Linked DNA regions of Homo sapiens: all the other regions are linked to region 2. Evidence: chromatin loops called from intact Hi-C (ENCODE). Cell type or tissue: endothelial cell of umbilical vein. All regions are shown on one strand.

What was found. A loop is a pair of places that touch in the nucleus more often than their neighbours do. Peaks named below come from ENCODE experiments on the same cell type or tissue, not always from the same donor. Only the 100,000 strongest peaks of a DNase experiment are listed, where the experiment ranks them.
Region 1: a loop joins it to region 2, with 4 times the contacts of the local background. A loop is called at or near these places in 6 of 110 quality-filtered maps.
Region 3: a loop joins it to region 2, with 3 times the contacts of the local background. A loop is called at or near these places in 2 of 110 quality-filtered maps.

The regions. Positions count from the first base shown.
Region 1 is chr6:142,231,442-142,233,941 of GRCh38, reverse strand. No RefSeq gene overlaps it. Among named protein-coding and RNA genes, the nearest start is that of LINC02919, 27 kb to the left of the region's middle. In endothelial cell of umbilical vein, a CTCF peak has its summit at 1,285; a DNase peak (open chromatin) is centred at 1,291.
Region 2 is chr6:142,300,602-142,303,101 of GRCh38, reverse strand. ADGRG6 (adhesion G protein-coupled receptor G6) reads right to left here and starts at 1,095. Exons shown (of 25, transcript NM_198569.3): 1 at 771-1,095. The coding sequence starts at 772. RefSeq lists a silencer at 1,166-1,305. In endothelial cell of umbilical vein, CTCF peaks have their summits at 970 and 1,177; DNase peaks (open chromatin) are centred at 521, 761, 1,241 and 2,061; H3K4me3 peaks cover 2,303 bases; H3K27ac peaks cover 2,500 bases.
Region 3 is chr6:142,399,746-142,402,245 of GRCh38, reverse strand. ADGRG6 (adhesion G protein-coupled receptor G6) reads right to left here. Exons shown (of 25, transcript NM_198569.3): 11 at 1,650-1,761; 12 at 188-252. Among named protein-coding and RNA genes, the nearest start is that of ADGRG6, 99 kb to the right of the region's middle. In endothelial cell of umbilical vein, no CTCF peak of the experiment used is centred here; a DNase peak (open chromatin) is centred at 1,545; H3K27ac peaks cover 1,613 bases.

The sequences.
Region 1 (2,500 bases), 69 kb after region 2:
ATGATCCCCGCTGGACTTACACATGTATTTTGAGGAAAATGTCAAATTTCAAAATGTGCTTAGCCAGCTGAATCATTTTGAAATAGTCTTCAGAACGTGATATAAGAAGAGAGTCAGAGGTGTTTTGGTTTTTACTCTTTCACTAACCAGCTGTGTGATCCCGAGTAAATAACTGCATCTCTCCTGGGTCTCAGGTCCATCCTTTGTAAAATGGAAGGACTGGAAAATATCATCTTTGAGGTCCCTTCCTTCTTTAAGAGTTTGTGAATCAAAGAGTTTAGATCACCTTCATCAACACTACTAAAGCTTTTTACACTTCATTAGGACTGAATTCAAGTTTCTAGGATTATTCATCTTCCCTGAGATGGTTAATACTGAGTGTCAATTTGATTGGATTGGTGTTGGTCTTGGGGGTGTCTGTGAGGGCATTGCCAAAGGAGATTAACATTTGAGATTTGAGTTAGTGGGCTGGAAAAGGCAAACCCACCCTTAATTTGGTGGGCACCATCTAATCTGTTGCCAGTGAATATAAAGCAGAAAGGGAAAAGGAGAGACTGGCCTAGCCTCCCAGCTTACATCTTTCTCCTGTGCTGGATGCTTCCTGCCCTCAAACATGGGACTCCAGGTTCTTCAGTTTTGAGACTCGGACTGGCTCTCCTTGCTCCTCAAGCTTGCAGATGGCCTATTGTGGAACCTTGTGATCAAGTGAGTTAATACTTAATAAACTCCCCTTTATATCTATCTATCTATCCTATTAGTTCTGTCCCTCTAGAGAACCCTGACTAATACATTCCCCAAGTAGTATAAGAATTTAAATGCCTAAACACTAAGACTTTCCTGAGAAGGTAAATTGTGACTGTATTAAACACACCTCGAATAATATGTGCTCCTTCTTCTCAAAAGACTCATTTGGAGGTTCACTCCAGACCCTGTTTGCCTGGGTATCACCAGTGGAGGCTGCAGAACAGCAAATATTGCTGCCTGATCCTTCCTCTGGAGGCTTCGTCCCAGAGGGGCACCTGCCTGTTTGAGGTGTCTGTTGGCCCCTACTGGGAGGTGTTTCCCAGTCAGGCTACACGGGGGTCAGGGACCCACTTGAGGAGGCAGTCTGTCATTCTCGGAGCTCGAACGTCATGTTGAGAGAACCACTGCTCTCTTCAGAGCTGTCGGACAGGGACATTTAAGTCTGCAGAAGCTGTCTGCTGCCTTTTTTTCTACTATGCTCTGCCCCCAGAGGTGGAATCTATAAAGGCAGTAGGCCTTGCTGAGCTGTGGTGGGCTCTGTTCAGTTCATGCTTCCTGGCGTCTTTGTTTACACTGTGAGCTACTCAAGCCTCAGCAATGGCAGACACTCCTCCCCCTGTCAAGCTGCAGCATTGCAGGTTGATCTCAGACTGCTGCGCTAGCAGTGAGCAAGGCTCCGTGGGCATGGGATCTGCCAAGCCAGGCACGAGAGGGCATCTCTTATTCTGCCAGTTGCTAAGACTGTGGGAAAAGTGCAGTATTTGATCAGGAGTGTACCATTTCTCCAGGTACAGTCTGTCACGGCTTCCCTTGGCTAGGAAAGGGAAATCCCCCAGCCCCTTGCACTTCCTGGGTAAGGCGATGCCCTGCCCTACTTCAGCTTGCCCTCCATCTCACTAAGAGCTGCAGACTGGAGCTGTTCCTATTTGGCCATCTTGGAAGTGACTCCTTTTTTTGAGATGGAGTCTTGCTTTGTCACCCAGGCTAGAGTGCAGTGGCCTGATCTCGCCTCACTGCAATCTCCACCTCCTGGGGTTCAAGCAATTCTCTTGCCTCAGCCTCCCAAGTAGCTGGGACTACAGGTGCCCACCACCATGCCCGGCCAATTTTTGTATTTTTAGTAGAGACGTGGTTTTGCCATGTTGGCCAGGCTGGTCTCTAACTCCGGATCCCGGGTGATCTGCCTGCCTTGGCCTCCCAAAGTGCTGGGATTATAGGCATGAGCCACCATGCCCAGTACACATTGATTTTATATCCTGAGACTTTCCTGAAGTTGCTGATCAGCTTAAGAAGCTTTTGGGCTTTTCTGCATCTGTTGCAGTAATCATGTGGTTTTTGTCATTGGTTCTTTTTATGTGATGGATTACGTTTGTTGATTTGCATATGTAGAACCAGCCTTGAATCCGAGGGATGAAGCCAACTTGATTGTCATGGATAACGTTTTGATGTGCTGCTGGATTTAGTTTGCCAGTATTTTACTGAGGATTTTTGCATCAATGTACTTCTGGGATATTGGCCTAAAATTATCTTTTTTTGTTGTGTCTCTCCCAGGCTTTGGCATCAGGATGATGCTAGCCTCATAAAAGGCCTTTGACAAAATTCAACAGCCCTTCATGCTAAAAATGCTCAATAAACTAGGTATTGATGGAATGTATCTCAAAATAATAAGAGCTATTTATGACAAACCCACAGCCAATATCATACTGAATGGGCAAAAACTGAAAGCATTATTCCCTTTGAAAATAGGCACAAGACG
Region 2 (2,500 bases):
GGCCCTTTGGAGTACAATCTTCCTTTTCCCATTCTGGAAAGCCAGACGGTGCTTGGCGACCCTTTCATGGGGTCGCTGTGCGCCACCTCACCATTAGGATGACAATTCTATGGAGGCAAAACCTTTTAGGTTTCTCTGTTTCAATGCCCCAATTCCCCACGCCCCCCATAAGTCTATGGAAGTCCCCTCAAATCCTATCACGTAACGTGGCGTAACCCTTAATTACTTCCTAAACTACAAAGCACACTGAAAACATTTTCTGCACACCTTAAAAAAATTCAAACACCCCAAAGATCCAAGAATAACTTCTACAGTCAATGGTGACAATGTGTAAAGTCAACATTTTCTCGGCATACTAGTACCTTCCAAGCCCCCAGGTGTTGATTCCGGAGAGCGCCTTCTTGGCAGGGCCAGGCCTCTGGACTGAGGAGCGGTGCCTGTTACTCCTTGTTTAATTTGAATTGAAAACACGTTTTCCCCATTCTTGAAGCCCTGCCCTTCTTATTAGGCTTTACACCGCCCAAATGTGAGGTTTACCTCGCTGGGGGAAAAAAAACAGCCACACACACATGTCACAACTCCACTTGGCAATAGTCCTACTCCTCAGTGCCTCGAGGGGCAAACTGAAGACAAACCGGTTTATTCCCTCCGTGCAGTTGAAGTCCTTATAAAATCATTTCTCTTGAGGGTGGGGTGGTCGGGGAGGGGGCGACAGAAGGTGGACACAGATAAAAGAGTGAAGGAATTCCAAGCTGAAAGGTGAGACTTACATGTTGACATTACTGCGCCGAGGTCCCCTTTGGCCGCAAGATCATCCTCCACCACTTTCCCGCTCTGCTGCCGCTGCTCCACCCAGGGGGAACCCAGGCGCCCCAGCCCTGCGCCGCGGCGGGACCCTCCTTTACGCCGTTTCTGGAGAGTTCATGGGCTTTCCCGACGGCGCAAGGTGAACCCTGGGCGCGGCAGCGTTCAGCGCAGGGCCTGCGGACGAGGAAGCAGGCTGGCGGCAGGTCCCTCCTCGCAGGGAAGTTGGCAGGGTGAGGGCGAGAAGCTGAGGAAGTAGGGTGTGCGTGGGGCTGGTGCTGAGGAGACCGGGCCAGGCAGGGGTGCGCGTCGCAGGTCCTCGCCCCCGCTGGCGGGAGGCGGGACTCGGCCACCACCCTAGGTACTTGGGTCCCCCTCGCGGGCGCAGGCGACTCTCCCCGGACCCGTGCGCTCCGCCCGCGCTTCCGGCGTGACTGGAGCTGGGCTCAGGTGCGGCGGCCCCGGCGGCGTGCGGCGTATGACCCGACTCCGGCTGCCCTGGTCTGGGCGCTCCGCGGCTGGGGCTGTCCCGAAGGCGCAGCTGCCCCACACAGGATCTTCAACCCCAGGGCCGAAAGGGAGAAGTCGCCCCGCGGGGCGGGACAGGCGCTTTTGGAGCGAGCAGCGAAGGGAGAGTGGCCGGGGTCGGCGATGGGCGCAGAGCCGGGCTCAGCTCCCCAGCTGGGAGGGGACAGGGCGGACCCGGAGGTCGCCGAAACGCCGGGAGCGCTGAACCCCAGAGACCCTCGGCGAGAGAAAGGAGAAGCTGGGAAGGCAGGCGCTCCTGTGGCATCTCCCCAGCGTTTGCAGCCTACCCGAGTCCCCGCGCGGGTCCCCCCGCCACGCTCCCGGGCTGTTGCTTTGCTTCACTTTTCTGCCACTTTCTTTACTTAACTTTTCTGTCTTCTCTGACTAGTTCGCTTGCTCGAAAAAATGAAGGGATTTTAACGGGGGGCTGGGAAGATGGTCACATAACATTTTATTGAGAGGGATTGATTTGCCAACGTAAATCCAGCTGCTTGTTGGGGAAAGTTAGCTGCCTGCTCTCCAATGCTCCTGTAAAGTAGCTGTCTGGCAAAGGGATCTGGACACACCTCCTTGGGAATGAGAAGAGAGAAGGGCTCACACTTGGAAAGAGGTTTTCTTCCCATTGTGTACTGCCAGAGTTAGTCCACAAAATGCTAGAGGCAAACCTTCCGGTGCCAGGGCTGTATGCACATCCAGAACCTCAACAGCTCAGCTTGCACGGTGTACACACTGGCACATGCACAGGCCATACACAGAAGTGCCCTAACAATTATTTCAAGCTGATTAGCTTATGATAGAGAGCTGTTGGTGGGTGCGGGGGGTGGGAAGGAGGTAAAGCAGGACTTACTCACAGTTACAGGCAGAAAGGAAGCTGGAACGCTGCCACCAATTCCAGAGGCCTGAACATCTAGGGTGTGTTCTACTTGTCATTTTTATCAGTATTCATTTTGATGAATAAACGGTATGATTAATAGAGACGCTGAGTTGTAGCATTTAAGGGAAGCTAAAGTTCTTCTGCCCAACTGTCTCACGTTAACAGGTAGGGAAATGAGACTGACAAGATCTGAGGTCTGTGCACACTAGCTAGAGGTGACCAGGGGCTAAGATTAGGTTTCCAGACTACCCTTTTGAGTCAGTCGCTATTACACGGTATAGTCCCAAAGAAATT
Region 3 (2,500 bases), 99 kb before region 2:
CCCCTACAGAACAGAAAGTTAAAATGAGAGTAAAAAGTATTTTCTGTCTTAAGTGAAACAATCATTTGCCTTTTAATATGAAAACAGTATCACAGAGCAGAAGAATATTCTCGAAGACAATGAAAATCATGAAGCATGAAGTCATGTCATTTTGTCCTTGAGAAATAAAGGAAAACTGCTCACTTACTTAAACAGTTGGAGATATCAACAGGTCCCCAGTAGGTTACCAATGGGTTGGTAGCATTGTAAAAACTATGAAACAAAATAGATATTTTAAATATTTGATATAACTGGTATTATTTTGTACTGCTTAAAGGGATTTTTACATGATATATACATTTATTACAATATGATCAATGGACAAGCTTCCCTTTAAGATACTGAGCTTCTCACTCTTTCCATTTTAATTCTCTGTTTATCTCTGTACCTGTTTATATGTCTACGTTCTATCTCTCTAGCCTATTTCTGTTTATCACCCTATCTATACAATGTTCCCAAATTCTCTCCATTTCTCCACCTCATTCTTCTCACCCTTCCTTATTCTCTCCTCTCTCACCCCAGTTTGTTTCTCCATTTGCACTATTTCCTTCTACAAGTTTTCTTTTCCTGTTTTCCTATAAATGATATTAGAACTGAAAAGATTAGTTAATAACTTTTGGGATTTGCCTTGATTTCTAGGTTAAGTTTCCTTTGAAAATAAAACTGTAATGCACTGAAATAAATTTCATGCTAAAAATTCTTATGGGAAAAAAATCAGTAGCATGCATCTTGGAAACAAAATACCAGCAGTATCCTAACCTAGGATACATTGGCCAAGTACTGCTTTAAGAACTTTACAGGTAAAATCTGATTTTGAGTTCACATAACTCTGCAAAGCAGATTATAATTCACATCTTATAGAAGATTAAATGGAATTTGGTAAATCAACGAATTTTCCAAGTTCTCACAGCCAGGAAGAGATGGAGCCACATTTCAAACTCAAGTCCATACATCTCTACAGTCCCCTTCTTTGCTCCCTACAAAGTGTCAAACCCAGCAATATTTATAGTATGCAAAGTATTTATGCTTAGGCAGTTTCCATTTCTGAATTTCCCCCAGGAAAACTCTAATTGGGAGTGAGGTGGGTAGAGAAATGGATTTGACTTGCTATTCCATGAATCCCTGCAATTATCTAGTCTCTGAGGTTTCTGTTAAACATTTAGAGAAAATCTACACCCTGACAGTTTCCATCAGCAGACTATCCCAATCTGGATCTTGTCTTCATTTCCTCTTTGCCTCCTCTCCCCATTCCAGCAATAATCAGTCAAAATAGTTAAAAAGTTTCGGAATTCCAGACGCATGTTCCAAGGGTAGGCTAGGTTCATCCACATACAAGGTACTTTGCTCTGGTGCTACCCACTGGCTTCTAAACTCTTCAGTTTTTCTGTGAAAGGGCTTGATTAGCATGTGGCTGGGAGGAAAACACTGCCTTTCTGAGTCATCCACTTATGTTATCTTTATTCCCCAGGAGTGAATGATACAGGCATACACAGAGATTCCTGCCCTTCTTTGCAATCAATATAATGCCTAAGAACTACCGTGCTGCACGTATAACCCTGGGAAGGCTGATAACATGTAGCTTTGCTGGCAAGAGTCAGTGAAAATATTACCATATCCGAGAAGCAGAAAAGCCAGGCTTGTCTGGACAAGGAAGAACGTATTCAGAAGGTTGGATAGATGGCCAGTAGTAGCCTTTGGGTTCCTCCATGGCAAGACAATGACCTATATGAACATAAGAACCAGCATGAGAAATATTCACCTATTTTTTAAAGTTAGAGATTAGAGATGCAGGATGAAAGCAAAATGACAATGCTGGTAATTAGGTATTTCTTTAATGTAATACCAAAATATTAGTGTTTATCTTCAGAATTTGTAAAAAAAAAAATTAGAAGTTAGAAAAAACATTAACATTTAATACACTTCAAATCCAAAAATCATTACATTGGACAAAACCTTAAGTAAAAAACACAGTTATGTAAGTATAAACATGAAACATACATTATCATTCTAATCATTAGCAGATACTAGTTTTATTCAAAGAAATAAACCCTACAGAGAAGGAAAACAATCCTGAAAAATTCAAAATGTAATTTGATTTTTTTCAAAGGGGAAAGCCTAGAAATGATGCCTCAATAGTGTCTTCTTTGAGTTGTGTGGCTATTTTATAGAAAATGTTCCAGCTGCTCTGATAGCCTCTCCTGCCTGGAAGCTAACTAAGGGGGACACAGGAAGTCACCTGCAAACCAACAAACTCTCAGACTTCTTTATCCTCACATCATCTGACTTTTTGTTTGACGACTCTCTAAGTAAGCCTCATGACATCAATGATTCAGATTCTACATTTTAAAGGATATCAAAGTAACAGCAATACGTCAACAACAACAATAAACTCTTGTATTTCAGTACTGAGCATTAGTGAGTTATATCAGTTTTCTGGGAACAAGTACTGTCATCACCAACT